2 separate regions of the Homo sapiens genome follow, and region 2 is linked to region 1. The links are chromatin loops, found by intact Hi-C in ENCODE. Cell type or tissue: endothelial cell of umbilical vein. All regions are shown on one strand.

Region 1 (8,000 bases):
GCAGGCATCTCGGCCATACTGTCCCACATCCCCCCGCCACCTTAGGACCCATCTATTCCCAGTCAGGCCCTGCCTCCCAGGCTCCTCTGCTCTAGACTGTGCCTTGCCCCCTTGGGCCATCTGTACTGGAAGGGCCTAGCGAGCTTCACATCTGAGCTCTTCACTCAGTGAACCTCAGGGCTTCTTCTCATTGTCCTGCCCGCCTCTTGCAGGTGTGAAGACTCCAGAGGAGGGCTGCCTCCTGAACACTGCCCATGTTACTGGCCCTGAGGCCCGCTGTGCTGCCCTTCGGGAGGAATTCCTGGCCTTCCGCCGCCGCCGAGATGCTACTAGGGCTCGGCTACCAGCCTATCGACAGCCAGTCCCCCACCCCGAACAGGCCACTCTGCTGTGAACATCCCTGATGTGAGGCTGTGAAAAGGCATATGGACCTGCAAAGGAGGCCCCCAACCAGACAGACCTAGTTTCAAACGAGGGCACTGCCCCTGCCTGCCCCTTTGGTGCCCAGGCACAGACCCTGATAGTGGGTTTGGGTCACCTTGGTATGGAATGTATGTGCTGACCCCCTAGGTGAGTCTGGGGATTGGAACAGGGATCTTAGGTCTGCCTCTCTCTCTCTCTCTCTCTCTCTCTCTCTCTCTGTGTGTGTGTGTGTGTGTGTGAAGTTTTTTACAGGTGAATAAACAAAGTTTGAAAGATGTTTCTGTGTGTTATCTGTCTTTGAGAGAGTGCCAGGAAAATCCCTGGACCCTTAAAGAAGAGGAGAATCTTCTTGAATAAATGGAGGTGCATTCAGCATTCATTCAAGAACATTTATTGAGTGCTTACGGAGGCCAGCTACTAAAGGCCAGCCACTGAAGTAGATACTGAGAAAATACAAAGCTCTGGAAGCACGCCTTTGCCCTTGAGGAGTTCTTTCTAGTCAGTGAGGCGGACAAAGAAATAGTTACCGTATGATAAGTTCCGTGATAAAGCTATGTGTTGGTTATTGTAGCACAAAGGAAGATGTTGCATTCAAGGCCACCTTTAGTGAACGCTAATATCGTGTGCTGGGACAAATGCCACATATTGGGGGGGAGTCCTCAGGACCCTCACAGATAGATGGTGGTAATAATAGTATTCACTATGTGCCAGGCACTGCTCTAAGCCCTATAGGTGGACTGTTTAGTTCTCTACAATTCTATGAATTAGGTAGTACTATTAGCTCTGTTCTATAGACCAGGGAACTCAAGCATAGAATGCACAACAGTCACACAGCAGGTAAAGGGTAGAGCAGGTGGGGAGCCAGTCAAGGAAGGGAAACTGTCCTAGGCAGAGGAATAGCCTTTGTAAAGGCACAGAAGAGTGAGAATGCTTGACAATCAGTGGGACTGGAATATAGGGCTGTGTAGGACTCGGGGAGGGAACAGAGAATAATAGAAAGGTTGGACAGGACTGGATATTGACATCCTGGAATCTCAGGTTCAAGGGAGGACTCTATCATGTGTGCAGAACTCCACCCCGGGGGACTCTATTCAACTGAAGCCTGAAAGGATGGGGGGCTCTTTCTCCACCCCTGAACTGTGCTGTCCTCCACCCTCAGAGACAAAAGAACCCCAGCCAGCCTCCTCGCGCTGAGGTCTCCCCCTCTGATCCCTCCAGGATTTAGGAAGAGATACCAGGTCATAGAAAAGGAGATGAAAGGCAGGGAGAAGACAGGTCTGAGCCCTGGGTCCCAACACCGAAAACACCCCTAGGGCCCTGGGCAGAGTGACCTCACTGTTAGTCCCTGCCCAGGCTTGAAGTAAGAGGTGAGCAAGATCACGTGGGGGTGCTGTCCCGGCCTGCAAGTCCCAGTCCTGTCACACACTAGTCAGTTGGGGTCGGGGGAAGGCCTTCCTGTGCCTCCTTTTACCTTGCCAGCCTCTAAACTAGGAGGCTTCTTCCTACATAAACACGCCCACAGTGTTTAGCTAACTTTCTAGGCAGAAAGTTTCCTACTGGGGCACAAGTCTACGGGCTCTCGGTGGAGGCTGAGGTACTCACGGGTGGAGACCACTGCAGCCGCCTTTGTAGATTCAGACTCCCCGAACCTTTAACCCTTGCTCTGGTCTACTGTCCCTCTGTCTCAAGCAGTCCTCCCTCCTTCTGCGCTGCGGCGCCTTTAAACCTTCTTGGCCCTTGCCCCGCCCCGGGTCCGCCCCGTCTGAGGCGGGACCCTCCTGAAAATCCCCGGCTGGGCAGGGCGCACCACTTGCAGCTGCAGCCCTTGCCTTGAGTCAGTGCGCCGCTCTCCAGCCCGCTTGAACGGTGAGCAGGTCGGGGGTACGGGGGTCGGGGACATGTGCGTGCTGTGTAGAAAGCAAGAAGCCAGCGCTTTGAACTTGCTCCAGCGAGCTCGGGGATCAAGGGCTGGTACCAGGCAAGGGTCCGGTGACTACTTTACCCCGCCCCGTGCTGTCAGGTCCTGTCCCCAAGCCCTGACCCGACATTGTTGGACGATGAGGTCAGGCGAGGTTAGCCCATGCATAGACAGGGCGTCCGTCTGGAGCAGGGACTCAGGGACTGAGCCCCACCCGCGGGCTCCATCGCTGAGTCCTCACTGGGGCGAGGGGAAAAAAGGGCGTCGGACTTTAGCTGGCTGGCCCCGAGTGACCCCGGGTCGTGGCGCCGGCCCTGGGCCAGCTCGTGCTCCTGGGCTTTCCCGCGCGACCCTTCACTTCCTGGTTCCAGGAGCACGTGTGAGCACTGCGTGCCCTCTGAGTCCCCGAGGCCGCCCTTTTCATTCCTGTTCCTGCTAGCTTGCTATTCTGGGGACTTGAGGTCACGGGCTGGGGCTAGGGGGCTCTGCATGGGTCGCACGGTGACCTTCTGTGAAGCTCCAGTCATCTCTATGACGGTCCCCTGACCTCGGGGGTCTGGGTGCTGCAGCCCTGACTGCGCCCCGGGGTGCCCTGTGTGAGGTTGTGGGGGTGGTGGTGGCTGCTTTTACCCTGCCCGAGCGCCGCTGCCCCCACCGGGTGCCCCCTGCTGCTGGGAAAGCCGGTGGTGGCCGCGGGCGGACGGGCGGGCTGCCCAGACCACTGCGTCACCCCAGCGGCGGGAGGGCGGTGGGTGACTCATCTGTTGTAACGGCCCAGGGTGTGGTCGTGGGGGTGGGGGGCGGCGGCTGGGAGGCCGGACCTGCAGGACCGGAGGTGGACTGCCGCCTCCCCCCGCGCCCTGTGCCTCCTGGGGCTACCTGAAGCCGGTGTCCTGGGAGATCTGTGAGCAGTTGGTATCTGTGGGGCAGAGAGAAACGGGGTGAGAGTGGGGATGGAGTGTGGGATTCGATGTAGAAGACCTGCGGCTGGGACGGGGCTCCCCCAGTGTTCTCATTGACTTCAAAGCACCAGACAGCAATGGCTCTCTATCTCTAGCCCCCTCCCAGTTTCTCCTCCCCACTACAAGGGGCAGACCTACAACTGCAGAGGAGGCCAAGGCAGGGCGGGCCCAGTAGGGCCCTACCATTCCAGAACCAACAAATAGGTTTTGTCCAACCGCAACTCCCTCCCTCACCCCAAGGCCTCTGCCCCTGTCCCCCACCCCGGGATTGGCCCCTAATCCTTTCTTCATTCCATCCCTTCTCCCTCCAGAATTTTCAGCTGTGGGTTCTCTAGCTCAGAACACTTTCCCTTCCCAGGGGATTTCTTCTCCTGAACAACTACTTCCTGAGTCCTCTTCTTCACCCCAACACGGGTCATTTCCTATCTTCCCCCACACGCTGTCCATCCCCACTATAGCTGTCTCCTGGAATAATCTCTTGCACCTGGCTACACCCGAGCACTGCTGAGACGATCCCACTTCTGCTCCCGTGCTCACAGCCTGCTCACCACAACGTCTGTGTTGACAGGGTGTTTCTGCCCGGAGCCCCCACCCAGCCTCCAACACTGTTTGGTACACAGAAGCCATGGCAACGGCCCCCACCTCATCCCCTCCTCCCACGCAAGCTTTGGAGCTTCCTGTTTGTGTAGCCTCAGCTTTCTCTTCTGCTCCTGACTCTCGGTGGTGAGGGGCTGCCCTACGGTGGTTCCCTTAATTGTGGGCCGCCCCCCATCCTTGCTGCTGGCTGTGGCACCTCGCTCTGTGGGCTGGTGCCCTCACTGTGCTGCTCTTTGAGAACACTCCCTGTCCCAAATCTGAGTTGGGAAGTTCTCCTGTGTTCCATCTGCACGGTGGATGGAGAGTCCCTTTGTCTTCCCAATTAAACACCCTAGCCAAGAACCCTGAAGTCCTCCCTGCCCCCACCCATGTCCGCCTTTTCTTTGGCTTTGGCTTTGGTGAGGTAAGCTTCCAGCCCAGGGTCTGGGTGGGGCCGAGTGCCTTGCGTGGCCCCTCCCCGTTTCCCGCCTATTGTAACTCCAGGGTGAGGGTGAGGGTTGTTCTCACAGCTGCAGTAGCGCTAGGGTTTAGGTTGCTCCCTGCCAGTCCATCCCCCAGGTTGTTCAGCTGTCACCTTCCTTTGGGGTCCCCAGCTCTGGGGGTCCCCCACACCTGTCTTCCAGCTGGGCATATCTCTTCTCACCCTGGTAGGCAACTTGCTTACTGTTTTCTTTATGTTTGAGGGAAGGCAGGGGCAGGTCCCCTGGGTGTCCCTAGGGTGGGCCTTCCCAGCTCCAGCAGCCGCAGCCCATCAGCTTCTGCCTGCCCGTGGGGGTGGGGAAGAGAAACAGCTGCTGACCAGGCCTGGCCTGGTTGGAACTGCCCCTTCTCAGGACCCCGCCCTATGGCTCTGGCACCTCAGAGCTTGAGGGCAATGGCCCCAGAGTGGAGCAGATACACTGCAGCTGGAGGCCGTGACCCTGCCAGCTGTGTCCAGGCCCCAGCGTTGGGCGGTGGAGGGGGTTCCTCAGCATCCACTTTCCACCCAGTGGTGGGTCTGGGAGGCCAAGTTTGTCCTGCCTTGGGGGGTTGGGGGGCACTGGAAGTGTCTGGCTTCAGGCCTTTCTCTCTGCTCTTAACCCCAGTGTCTAGGTTAATCATTCTCCTGCCCTTTCTTTACCTGTGCCATGGTGATCCCCGAGCCTCAGGCCACTTGGTCCCTGGAAACAGCCCTGAGCACAGCCACTCCCAGGAGAGAGGTCTGGAACTGGGCTGCGGAAAGGGGGCTTACTGGTGGTAGTAGCTCTTAGCCCCTTCCTCTTCCTACCTGTCTTCCAGCCATTCCCCTGTGCATCAGAGGTTAGAGGTTTCTATGGTGGAGTGGCCTCTGGGAAGGGCAGGGATGCTTCTCTTGGTTTCTCCTCAGAACTCAGCCACCCCACCCCGCCTGCCTTCCCCAAGCTGATGGTGTGTGTGCCTGGCGCTGTGGGTCGGGGCCCAGACTGACATTTATCTGGCCCAGCTTTCGGGCTGGGGGAAGTGGAGGGGGCGGGTTGCTCTTAATGAGGTTTAAAAATAACTGATTTAGGGGAGGATCTGCCGGAAATGTGCAGCTTGATAAGCTGGGGTAAAAAGGAGCAGCCATGTTGGAGTCGGGACGGGAGGGACTGGCCCAAGACACAGCCTCTGCGGCCGAGAGGTGTTGAGGGTTTGAGGCAGGCTGGTCCCCTTGTATTTCGCAGAGCCCCAAGGTCCATTGAGAGGGGGTGACGGGATTGTTTAACCTGGGTGTGTGGGAGAGGGGGAGCTGGAGTGACTTCATCCCTGAAGGCCAACCTGGCCTGGAGCCAGATGTGGTTAGAAGGGGTGGCTCTCTTTCTTCCCCTTGAACGCAGATGCCTGTCCTGGGGGTCCCCTTTCGTGAGCAGCCTGACAGCTAGCTCTGTTTTGGAGAAGAGAGAAAAGCCAAACCAGGGTGGGGATGGGACAGAAAATGGGGACTGTGGCCCATTCTTGGTTCTTGGCTCCCCTTGGCATCCATACCATGCCCGGGTCTTGCTCAGCCCCTGAGTGTCAGACCCAGGTGGTGAGTGTGGTGGGAACACACTGCCACAGTGAGGTCCGCCAACTCAGGCCATTGGTCGGGAAACCACCCAGTTCTTGCTAATCAAGCTCCTCCAACGAAGTTAAAGAAACCCTCCTGTGTATTTCCCCGTCTTGCCTTCTCTTCTCCAGGTTTCCCCAAAAATATCACCCAGGGCTCCTGTATTAGTTTCCTATTTCTGCTGTAACAAATTGCTACAAGCTTAGTGATTTAAAGCAACACAAATACAGCATCTTACAGTTCTACAGACTCAACAGGGGTCTCACTGGCTAAAATACAGGTGTTGGCAGAGCTGTGTTCCTTCTGGGGTTTTTGGGTGAATCTATTTCCTTCCCTTTTCTGGCTTCTGGAGGCCACCTGCATTGCTTGGTTCATGGCCCTGTGTGACTCTGACTTCTACTTCCATTTTGTTGTTGTTGTTGTTACTTCTCCCACTCTGACTCACCTATCTCCCACTTTCAGTTAGTAAGGCCCTTGTGATTACACTGGGCTCATTTAGATGATGCAGGATAATCTCCCCATTTCGAGATCTTAATCACATCTACGAAGTCCCTTTTTGTCATATAAGATAACAATATCCACAGGTTCTGGGAATTAGGACATGGACACCTTTTGCGGGGGCATGATTCTGCCTGTCATAGCTCCTAGAGGGGAAAGTAGAATTTGTTTTTATTGCCTGGTTTTTCATAGGAAATTCGATTTGTTTGCTGAAATCCCTCAAGGACCTATTCAAGCCTACCTCTTCCAGAAAGCCTTCCCAGGCTGCTTCTGCCCGTCTGCTTCTTTTAACTCCTACAACATGTGATCTGAACTGTGCACTTTAGTATTCTTTGTGTGCAATCCTTACCTGTTCATATGTACTCACTTTGTCTCCCTGATGGCACTGTGGGCACTTGAGGACCAAGGACTTCTACTATCTCTTTCACAATCCCTAGCACAGATAGTAGGTGCTCAATTAAAATCCAGTGGTTTGCACCAACCTAGATGGTTAAAAAAAAAGCAAAGAAAACCCAGAGGTTGAGGGAGGGTAGATCCAACCAGTTTCCTAAGCTGTTCCACATTCCTCCTCCTCTCCCCAAATCATTCTCTTTCCCAGGGCTATAAAGAGCAGGGTTGCATTTGGTAACAGTTCTGGTCCTCATCCTTGGGGCTCACCGTGGGGGAAATGGTGTATATCCCTGCAGGCAGAATTCCTGAATTCCCCACTCCCCAGGCTGCAAGGTGTTGACCAAAAGCCCGGGTGTGTCCTCTCCCTAGCTCCCCGCAGCCACCGCCACCCATTGGAATGGCCAACAGGGGACCTGCATATGGCCTGAGCCGGGAGGTGCAGCAGAAGATTGAGAAACAATATGATGCAGATCTGGAGCAGATCCTGATCCAGTGGATCACCACCCAGTGCCGAAAGGATGTGGGCCGGCCCCAGCCTGGACGCGAGAACTTCCAGAACTGGCTCAAGGATGGCACGGTGAGAGCCGGGCCCCACTGGCTTGGAAGTGCAGGGAGAGCAGGACTGGGTCCAGTGGACTGGGGATTGTTTAACCTGAAGAGGAGAAGACTGAAGGCACACATGTCCCAGCCTCTTCCTCAGCTTGAAGGCCTTTGTCAAGGATGTGAGAGGGCCCATGCTTTCCTCCCTTCCCGTGGAGTGGAGGGTAAGGGTGAATGTGCCTCCCAGGCAGTGGAAGACTGAGGTGACACTGAGGAAGAATGTCTCTAAGGAAAGAACTGTGGGAGGGTATATTAGCAAGGAAAGACTAAACACTGGCTTTTCACTCTGGGCTCGGAGGAAGGAGGCTGGCAAGAAGGACTGTGAGGCTTACTCTAGTGAAAGAGTCCAAGCTGTCTTCAGGCAAGACAGGAGCCTCTCTGGTTCATTGTCTCTGGTTCTGAGGGTGGTGCACGCTGAGCTGCGATAGGTAGGCATATTCTCACCTTTCCACCCCTGCTGTCCTCATCCAGGTGCTATGTGAGCTCATTAATGCACTGTACCCCGAGGGGCAGGCCCCAGTAAAGAAGATCCAGGCCTCCACCATGGCCTTCAAGCAGATGGAGCAGA
Region 2 (8,000 bases), 1.9 Mb after region 1:
GAGGAGAAAACAGGGGCCACATAGGCCTCCAAAAAGAACTTCAGAAGACACCCGTGGACCCTCACATCACCCAGGGTGGTCACTCTAGTTGCTCCTGGACCTAACCCCAGGTCTCTCTTCATTTGCACCCAGACTGAGTATACACAGGTAAGAGTGTGCGGGTGTGCAGGTGTGTGGGAGGAAGAGGCTGGAAACAGGCTAGGGCGCTGGCACTTTAGCAGAAGGCCCACAGATGCAGATGTGGAGAGGAGCTGGCAGAGTGGTACTTGCCTGAACACTTGGACCCTCTCTCCCGCCCTTCCGATTAAGTTATTATGCAATCTGTTCTGGAGGCTGTTTGGGGAGTTTAAATCTCAGGGCCTGGATTTCAGCAGCTGGCAAAGGATCTGGGACAAGTCCTAACTTTTAACCATAGTGGGAAGCACATCTATAGTAGGGGTCCTGGGTGTTCCCAGTGGTGCCCCTTTGGCACTAGATGTAAATTCAATAGGGAAAGTGAAGTCAAAGAATATGGGTGTTTTTTAGCTGTAGCAAGAAGAACAGTAGGGTGGGAGTAAGGAATCAGGGCTTCTAGTTCTGCTTCTGTCAGAATCCGCTGGGTGGCACTGGGCAGTTTGCATCCCTTCTCTGATCTTCAGTTTCATAATTCATAGAACAGATTACCTCTAAGGTCCTTTCCAGAACGGACATCCCAGAACATAGTAGGTGTTTAGCACAAGTTAAATGCTCAAATAGAAATAATTCTGAGATTCTCTTTTTTGGGATACTTATAATGCTCTTATCCTTTACATCCCACTGGTCTCATTTGGATGATAATGGCCCTTCAGCATCCTCCTTGCTTCATGCCTTCCCCAGGTTTATGTGCCCAGAAATCAGAATGCAGCCTCCCAAACTTCATTATGTTGACCCACTTCTCCAGAACCCAAAATAGCTGCCTACTAGGAATCCAGGTGCATAAAGCTTTAATAACTACCCACCGAGCCCCACCCCAACCGCACCCACCCACACACCTGGAGTGGATTTCTTTCTCCCCTTACAATCCATGCCATGTCTCCTCCTGCTGAGCCCTGCTCCAGATTTACCTCTTTAAGGAAGCCTGGCCAAACTAGCACTATCCATAACCACACCCAGTATTATTTCCTGTCCCTTCAGTACTTAACACCTCAGGTTACATGGCATTTCTCTGCAGTTGCTTACATATATCCTGATAAGTATAGGCACAATTTTCTTTGAAACCTTACAAGTGAACAGAAGGAACCAAAAAAACCCCTTTTGTAAAGCCCACCACAGCTGCCACACCCCCAGAACCTCTAGGGCCTATTCAGTCTTTCCCAGGAAAGGGAGGGAGACTGAAAACATAATTTTATATATATCCTGTAACCTGTTATAGAAAGTAAATAGTATTCAGTCAAAAGTCATGTATATGCACATTTCTTCTTAACCTCAATTACAGACTTACACATAGAGTTATAGCTAAAAAGAGCCTCTGCTTTTACCTAGCCCAACTTCCACATGTTAGGGATTATGATTACCAAAGCCCAGAGAGGTTAAGCAACCTGTTCAAAGTCACACAGCTTATTAGTAGCAGAATCAGGAATGAAACTAAGATGAGGGTAATGCCTCAAACAGGGCTCCTTCCATAATACCACGATACTTTCACCAGCTGACTGAATTAGCCAAAGCAAGGAGTCATTTTGGCATCATGCAGCCAGCTGAGTTCTGCTTTTTTGGTGGAGAATCTGCAATATAGTGCAGTGAAAGAATCTCTCCGGGTCACCAGAAAATAATTCTGATAACAAAAGAGGGACAAATAGGTCTGAAGAACAACCAAAAGGATTTTATGATTCCACCAAGAAAAAAATTAAGAGCCCTAGGATACGGCATTTTTTACTGTGAATTTTTGAGGTTTTGGTCGAGATACTTCCTCAATGCCAGCCCACATTGGCCATTTTTAGGTTGCTGCTGAGGGTGGGACCATCAACTCTAAGTGCTCTGTGCAAATCCAAGGAGCTTAGCAACTGGAGAAGAAAGAATTACAGAAGATATGGGCCACTGCTTCTTCCTCCTGGCACCCAATAAATCCAGCGGCCCTGTAAGGTGGTCCCATCATCAATTATGATGAAAACGTTTATGTCTCAGTTATCCACACCACTGAGGAAGAGCAGTGGAGTGGATAATACAAAAGTTATTTCTTTTTGGCTTTGGAAAGCATGATAATGAATTTTTAGCAGCACCTAATTATGTCGTACTGAAGATAATATTTAAAAACTGTTTGCATTCTCTGAGCACATATTACGTGATAGTACCAGGAGCTGAGCTGGAAGAGAAACTAGACTTTGAGTTAAACATTAATTATAGGGATCTACCAAGTGGATAATCCACACTCAAATAACTGGGATATTCACTCAACGGCTTTTTTTTTTTTTTTTTTTTTTGATTTACTGTATGGCAGTCATTCTGCTCTATGCTGGGGAAAAGAGGCAAGAGACGGAAGTTACAGATATAAACAAATCATAGTCCCTATCCACAAGTAGCATTATAGTCTAGTGCAGGAGCTTAACAACCCACTATGATTAAAACAGAATGTATGATCTTTTGGAATTTCAAAGCAATTTGCTTTGGAAGCCCCCCAAAAATAATAGTTCATTCTTTGGGGGGAGTTGAGAAGACTACCTTAAGAAAGTGGCATGGGGGGTGCATCTTGAAGGCAAATCCAGATCTCAGAGAGTAAAGGATGGGAAGTGGGGTCATTGGGACTGATGCAGCAGTGTTAGCTAGGTATGGAGGTGAGAAAATGTATGGGCTATCCAGGGAACATCATCTTCCCGGAGGTGATGACTGGGATATCCTGACCAGGTGCTCTGGGAGGAGAGCTCAGAAAGAGAGAGACCTGACTGGTTTCACCCTTAGAGCAAAAGGAAATTCTGTCCACCCCAAGACCCCTTCCAATGTGCTCCCTGCACAGCCATCATTTATTTCAGCAAGACAGTTCTTGCTCCTAAAGCAACTTCCTTTCCACTGGCTATTCTGAAGAACTAAAAAAATTCACCCTGGGAAAAATGCTTATCCCGGGCCACAGCAGTCTATTTTTGACTTCAAACTTACTCAATTCAGGACTAATTTCTCTGGGATTCCCAGACTTGGGACTTTCTTTACCGGGGTCGGGGGTGTTATGCTTGGGGCCTCTCTCATAGCCATCAGCCCCTCCAAACCCTTCTGATTTGCTGCAGCTTTAAAATTGCAAGGGAAAAAAAGATGGAGAGAAGGCAGTTCTCTGCCTCTCCTGCCTCTTTCTCTTGCTCTGCGGTTAAGCTCAGCAATGATCCTACAAGCCTGGAATTTGAGGAATTTCCTGCCCCGTGCTCCCTGGAAGAGCTGAGAGAGACCTAGCAATTAGGCCTGGAGTTTCCACTCCTGCCTCCCTCCACCCAAGTTAAGTGCCCTGAGTGAAAGCCTCAGTCTAAGGGGGTCAGTGTGGAGCTCAGCCTGGGATGTGTCTGTGGCCTTAACTTTCAGCCCAAATGCGACCCCCATATAGTCACCCCAACAGCCATGCCCTCCTACCTCCCCCTCTCAATCACCCAAAGAGTATCTGCCAAAATGCTCCAAATCCTTTCGTTTGCCCATCTTAGAGTGTAGTAATGATACTAGTACAGGACATAACAGAGTTAATTCCTTCCAGAATCCATCTGGTCCTTCTGAAATTGTCTGAGAATAATTCAATGCCTTTTTTTTCCACCTTCCCTTCCTCTAACATCACAGGAGCAGAGCTATGCCTCAGCTCTTTATTCCTTCTCCTCCAGTCTGCTCCTCTCTCTTGTCCCTTCTCCCTTTTCTTGCCTTTGTCCACATGTTCATCATGACAATGCACTGACTTATTCGATTTGTGCCCTTGTTCCGTGTCCGCTATAGGCTGAGGGTCTTAGATCTGCTCCTTGAGCACATTTCTGTCTTGGGAATTTCTAGAGGGCAGAGTGGAGGCTCTGGACCTCTATTTACTTGGTTCAAGCCAGAGAAACGGGAACAGGAATAGGGAAGTAGGGAAGGTGTTCCCAAGTCATCCGAATGAACCTTATGTAACTTCTTTGCTGCAGCAACTGCAACAGCAGAAGCAAATTTCTCCTCCTAATTATGTTTTGTTCAGGCTAATAATAAAATTGGTTCATCTTCTCTCGTAGCACATCAATCGATGGCTGGATACCAGGTACTGGGGCAAAAAGCAGCCTGGGATTTAAACGCTTGCCACAAATGGTTCTCAAACTGGCCCATCGACCCTCATCAGATGGCCTCCAGGGAAGGAGGCCCCCTCTTTACCCTTCCCCTCTTTTTCCAGGGCTCCTCCTTGTCTGGGTGTCCAGCTTTATGTTTGCTTCCTCATTCTAGCAGTCCCATTCTTGACACCCTTTCAATAATGCCCCATGCTACTTTTTGCTTTCGCCCTTCCTCCAATCAAGGGACATCTCTGAGTCTTTTCTCCTCAAAGTCCTAGAGCAGCTGACCAATTAGAACCTTGCTTCCCTACAGGCCACACTGCATTCCCAGGTTGGCACCATCTCACGCTCTGATGCCTCCTGGCTCCATGGCCATGCTATGAGCTGCCTCCTACCTGCCCACAGGTCTCTCCCGGGGCTTCACCAGCTTCACCATCACCAGCCCTCTACATCAGTTCCCACAGCCCTTCCCCTGCCCCCTGACTCTGCCTACTCCCTGCTTCATTCCCTTTCTGGGAAGTATTAGGCTGGGACCTGTGGTGTGGTGCGGCACACCAGAGCCTGAGGCTTCAGGCCTAGGGCTTCTTTGCAGTCACCCTAACTCCTGACAATTCTGACCCAGGGTGAAATTAAAATGGCAGTTTCCTGCTTCCCACCCCCCCAATTCTTCCTCTCAGCATATTCCACCAGCCTCAAAAGGACAAGACTCTCTGGCTAAAAAGGAAATCAAAGCTATTCCACTACTTCAATGGGAGTGTTCACTATCTCCAGATTTCCTTCAACTCTCAAGATATTTTGCCTTTTGAGGTTGAGAGTTGCCGGTTGCCAGTTCCCTCCTCCTCCCCCTTCACATTCCCTTCAAACAAAGCTTTTCTGTCAGGTTTTTGACCCTGATGAAGATTTTTAAGATTTTTAACTGGAATCTTTTTTTTTTTCTTTTCCCCTCTTCCTCTCTAATTCTGAAGGATCTTTTGTCTTCTAAGCAAAAGAACTGAGAGATTGAGAGGGAGGGCTGCCTTCTTTTTTTTCCTTGTAAGTAATTAGGAAAGAGGTTTAAAAAAAACAGAAAAATAGAAAAAAAAAGAAACTATTTTCTTTCTCAGAAATTTATTTTTTATTATTTTTGTTTTTTTGAGACAGAGTCTCACTCTGTCACCCAGTCTGGAGTGCAGTAGCGCAATCTCGGCTCACTGCAACCTCCTCCTCCTGGGTTCAAGCGATTCTCCTGCCTCAGCCTCCCAAGTAGCTGGGATTACAGGCGCCACCACCATGCCTAGCTAATTTGTATTATTTTTAATAGAGACAAGATTTCACCATGTTGGCCAGACTGGTCTCAAACTCCTGTCCTCAAGTGATCCGCCCTCCTCAGCTTCCCAAAGTGCTGGGATTAAAGGCGTGAGCCACTGCGCTAGGCAAAAAATGTATTTTAATAGGAAAAAAAAAAGAGAGAAAGCCCTTGAAAATGTAAAAGGAAAAGAAGGATCTTAAAAAGGAGGGAAAGGTAAAGAGGGTAGGAGAGAAAACTAAGAAGGGCTAGAAAGACCTTGAGGGAATGACAGAGAAGAGTGAGAGGAAGAGAGCCCTTGAGAAACGCAGGAGGAAGCAGGAAAGGAGGAAAATGAGGAGAACTTGCCCAGGGAGATGCCCATTTCCTGGGCCGTGCGTGCAATGATGAGTGTCTCCACTGGAACCTGCCCTCCGCAGGAAAGGGAGCTCGCAGGGACTTGACACATCCAGAGCACCTAACAGTGCCTAACATATAGTAAATGCTCCGTGAATGTGGGGTTGAACAAAACAGAGATGTCATGGCGACTTTTTTCTTTTTCTTTTTACCCTTGGACCAAATGAAAGGTTTGTTGGAAATGAGCAAATAAGAGACAAAGAATGCAGGGCCAACTTCACCTGAGCTAGGGCAGGTTGTGCAAGCAAGGCTGAGAAATGGATAGAAGTCACACTCTGTCAACTTCCTCTTGTCTTACCCTATTGTCTTTCCAAGGCTTAGCCCTCTCCCTGTCTGACTAGGCAAAACTGATCCAACGAAATGCTGTCAGCTCTCAATTACTCACACGTAGGTTCCTCACTTTGGAGATTAACCATGGAAAAATCTTAATCCCAGGCAGGCTGATTCCCTTTGCCACCCAGAAGGTTTCGGTTGTCAGTCTGGTGTGAGCAGGGAATTAGAAACTCATTTAAATAGCAGACCAAGTCAACTCTAATAAGCAAGGCAAATCTGATTATTTATCATCATTATTATCACCATGATGCATCCCAAAGTTAAAAAGAAAAGATTAAAAAAAAATCAGTGGCTGGGTGTTACTCGGGTCAAGGCTCTTCCTTCTATTGGGTCAACTGGGAGTTAACTATAGTTACTGCCTTTAACTGCTGGCCTTTGATCTGGCTAGCTTTCTGCAGTCTCTGGTCCATATTTGCAACATCTCTAAAATAAAGATTAGAAACAATTTGTATTATTTGTTTACTTAAAATAGTAGTTGACATTTTCTTTGCTTTCTTTTTTTTTTTTGAGACAGAGTCTCGCTCTGTCCCCCAGTCTAGAGTACAGTGGCACGATCTCGGCTCACTGCAAGCTCTGCCTACAGGGTTCACAACATTCTCCTCCCTCGGCCTCCTGAGTAGCTGGGACTACAGGCAGACGCCACTACACCTGTCTAATTTTTGTATTTTTAGTAGAGATGGGGTTTCACCATGTTGGCCAGGCTGGTCTCAAACTCCTAACCTTGTGATCCACCCACCTCAGCCTCCCAAAGTGCTGGGATTACAGGCTTGAGCCGCCGCACCCAGCCTGCTTTCTTAATATTTGTCAGGCACTATGCTCTATGTTTTATAGATCTTAACTCAATTAGTTTACTTGTTTCATAGAAAATCTGAAGCAGCATACATAGATTCGGTCAATGATATTAAAAATAAGAGAAGAAACTAGACACTGGGATGGGGATGGTGGAGATTAGGGAAGCAGGGAAAGAGACTAAAAACAAGAGAAATAAATTGAGGTTGGGGTAAAACTAATATACTAAATATATGCCATAAGATCCTAAGTGCCTCATCAGAGATGAACTACAAGGTCTAGCTCTGAGCTTCCAAGCAGTCAGTGCAAAGAGGAAAATTTCAAAATTCATGATACAATTTACAGTAACCATAAAAAAATGAACCAGAAGCTTAGGTAAAGTAGCTCTGGAACTTTCTCCTGTGGATCCTCATAAAAGGACACTGTGATGTGTTGAACCATGTCCTGGACAACATTCCTACCATAAATGCAGTAAGGAGTCTCACAGGGCTGTTCCTTAAAGCATTCCTCAGTGAGGGCTGGTGGCACAGCACCAAATGCTCAGTTCAGTAAAAGCAATTCTTTAAGGGGCCAAAACCATTCCATCTTGGTTCCCAACTCTCCAATGGTCTGGCTTAGTCTGAGGATAACATTGAGAGTATCTGCAGGAAGGGACTGGAGGTGGGTGATAACAGCGGGCAGGAGCGAGGGAGTGCTGCAGGTGCAAAACAGGACTCTTCCTACTTAGCTATTTTGGCCCCCAGTTCAGAACTGCATCAGAGATGAGAGGAAGAAAAGGACATCACAGCCCTCTCTGATACTCACAGTTTCTTAGGAGACACTGAAGGTATGGCAGGACTCAAAAGATTATTTCCCTAAGGAGATGGGGTGAGGGGCCAGCCAGCTGTTGTGATGTCTGGGGTAGGAGTAAGGTGACTTTATGAAACTCATTTAAAAAACAAAAGAGTACTTTGGCAATAAAAAAAAATTTCTTCAGAGTACACCTA

Evidence for each region. Hi-C counts contacts between places; a loop is a spot of excess contacts. Peaks named below come from ENCODE experiments on the same cell type or tissue, not always from the same donor. Only the 100,000 strongest peaks of a DNase experiment are listed, where the experiment ranks them.
Region 2: a loop joins it to region 1, with 5 times the contacts of the local background. A loop is called at or near these places in 2 of 110 quality-filtered maps.

What each region holds. Positions count from the first base shown.
Region 1 is chr1:159,919,739-159,927,738 of GRCh38, reverse strand. TAGLN2 (transgelin 2) reads left to right here and starts at 2,232. Exons shown (of 5, transcript NM_003564.3): 1 at 2,232-2,289; 2 at 7,202-7,409; 3 at 7,904-8,000. The coding sequence starts at 7,230. It overlaps IGSF9 (immunoglobulin superfamily member 9), which reads left to right. Exons shown (of 21, transcript NM_001135050.2): 21 at 213-698. The coding sequence ends at 394. It overlaps LOC124904437 (a long non-coding RNA gene), which reads right to left and starts at 3,861. Exons shown (of 2, transcript XR_007066683.1): 1 at 3,788-3,861; 2 at 799-3,260. RefSeq lists enhancers at 2,554-3,130, 2,603-3,802, 3,942-4,101, 4,112-4,211, 4,612-4,791 and 4 more and a silencer at 2,862-3,271. In endothelial cell of umbilical vein, no CTCF peak of the experiment used is centred here; DNase peaks (open chromatin) are centred at 2,188, 3,068, 3,928 and 4,298; H3K4me3 peaks cover 3,190 bases; H3K27ac peaks cover 4,850 bases.
Region 2 is chr1:158,015,036-158,023,035 of GRCh38, reverse strand. All of the region lies in intron 1 of KIRREL1 (kirre like nephrin family adhesion molecule 1), which reads right to left. Among named protein-coding and RNA genes, the nearest start is that of KIRREL1-IT1, 6.5 kb to the left of the region's middle. RefSeq lists enhancers at 3,183-3,477, 3,014-3,699. In endothelial cell of umbilical vein, no CTCF peak of the experiment used is centred here; a DNase peak (open chromatin) is centred at 3,345; H3K27ac peaks cover 3,830 bases.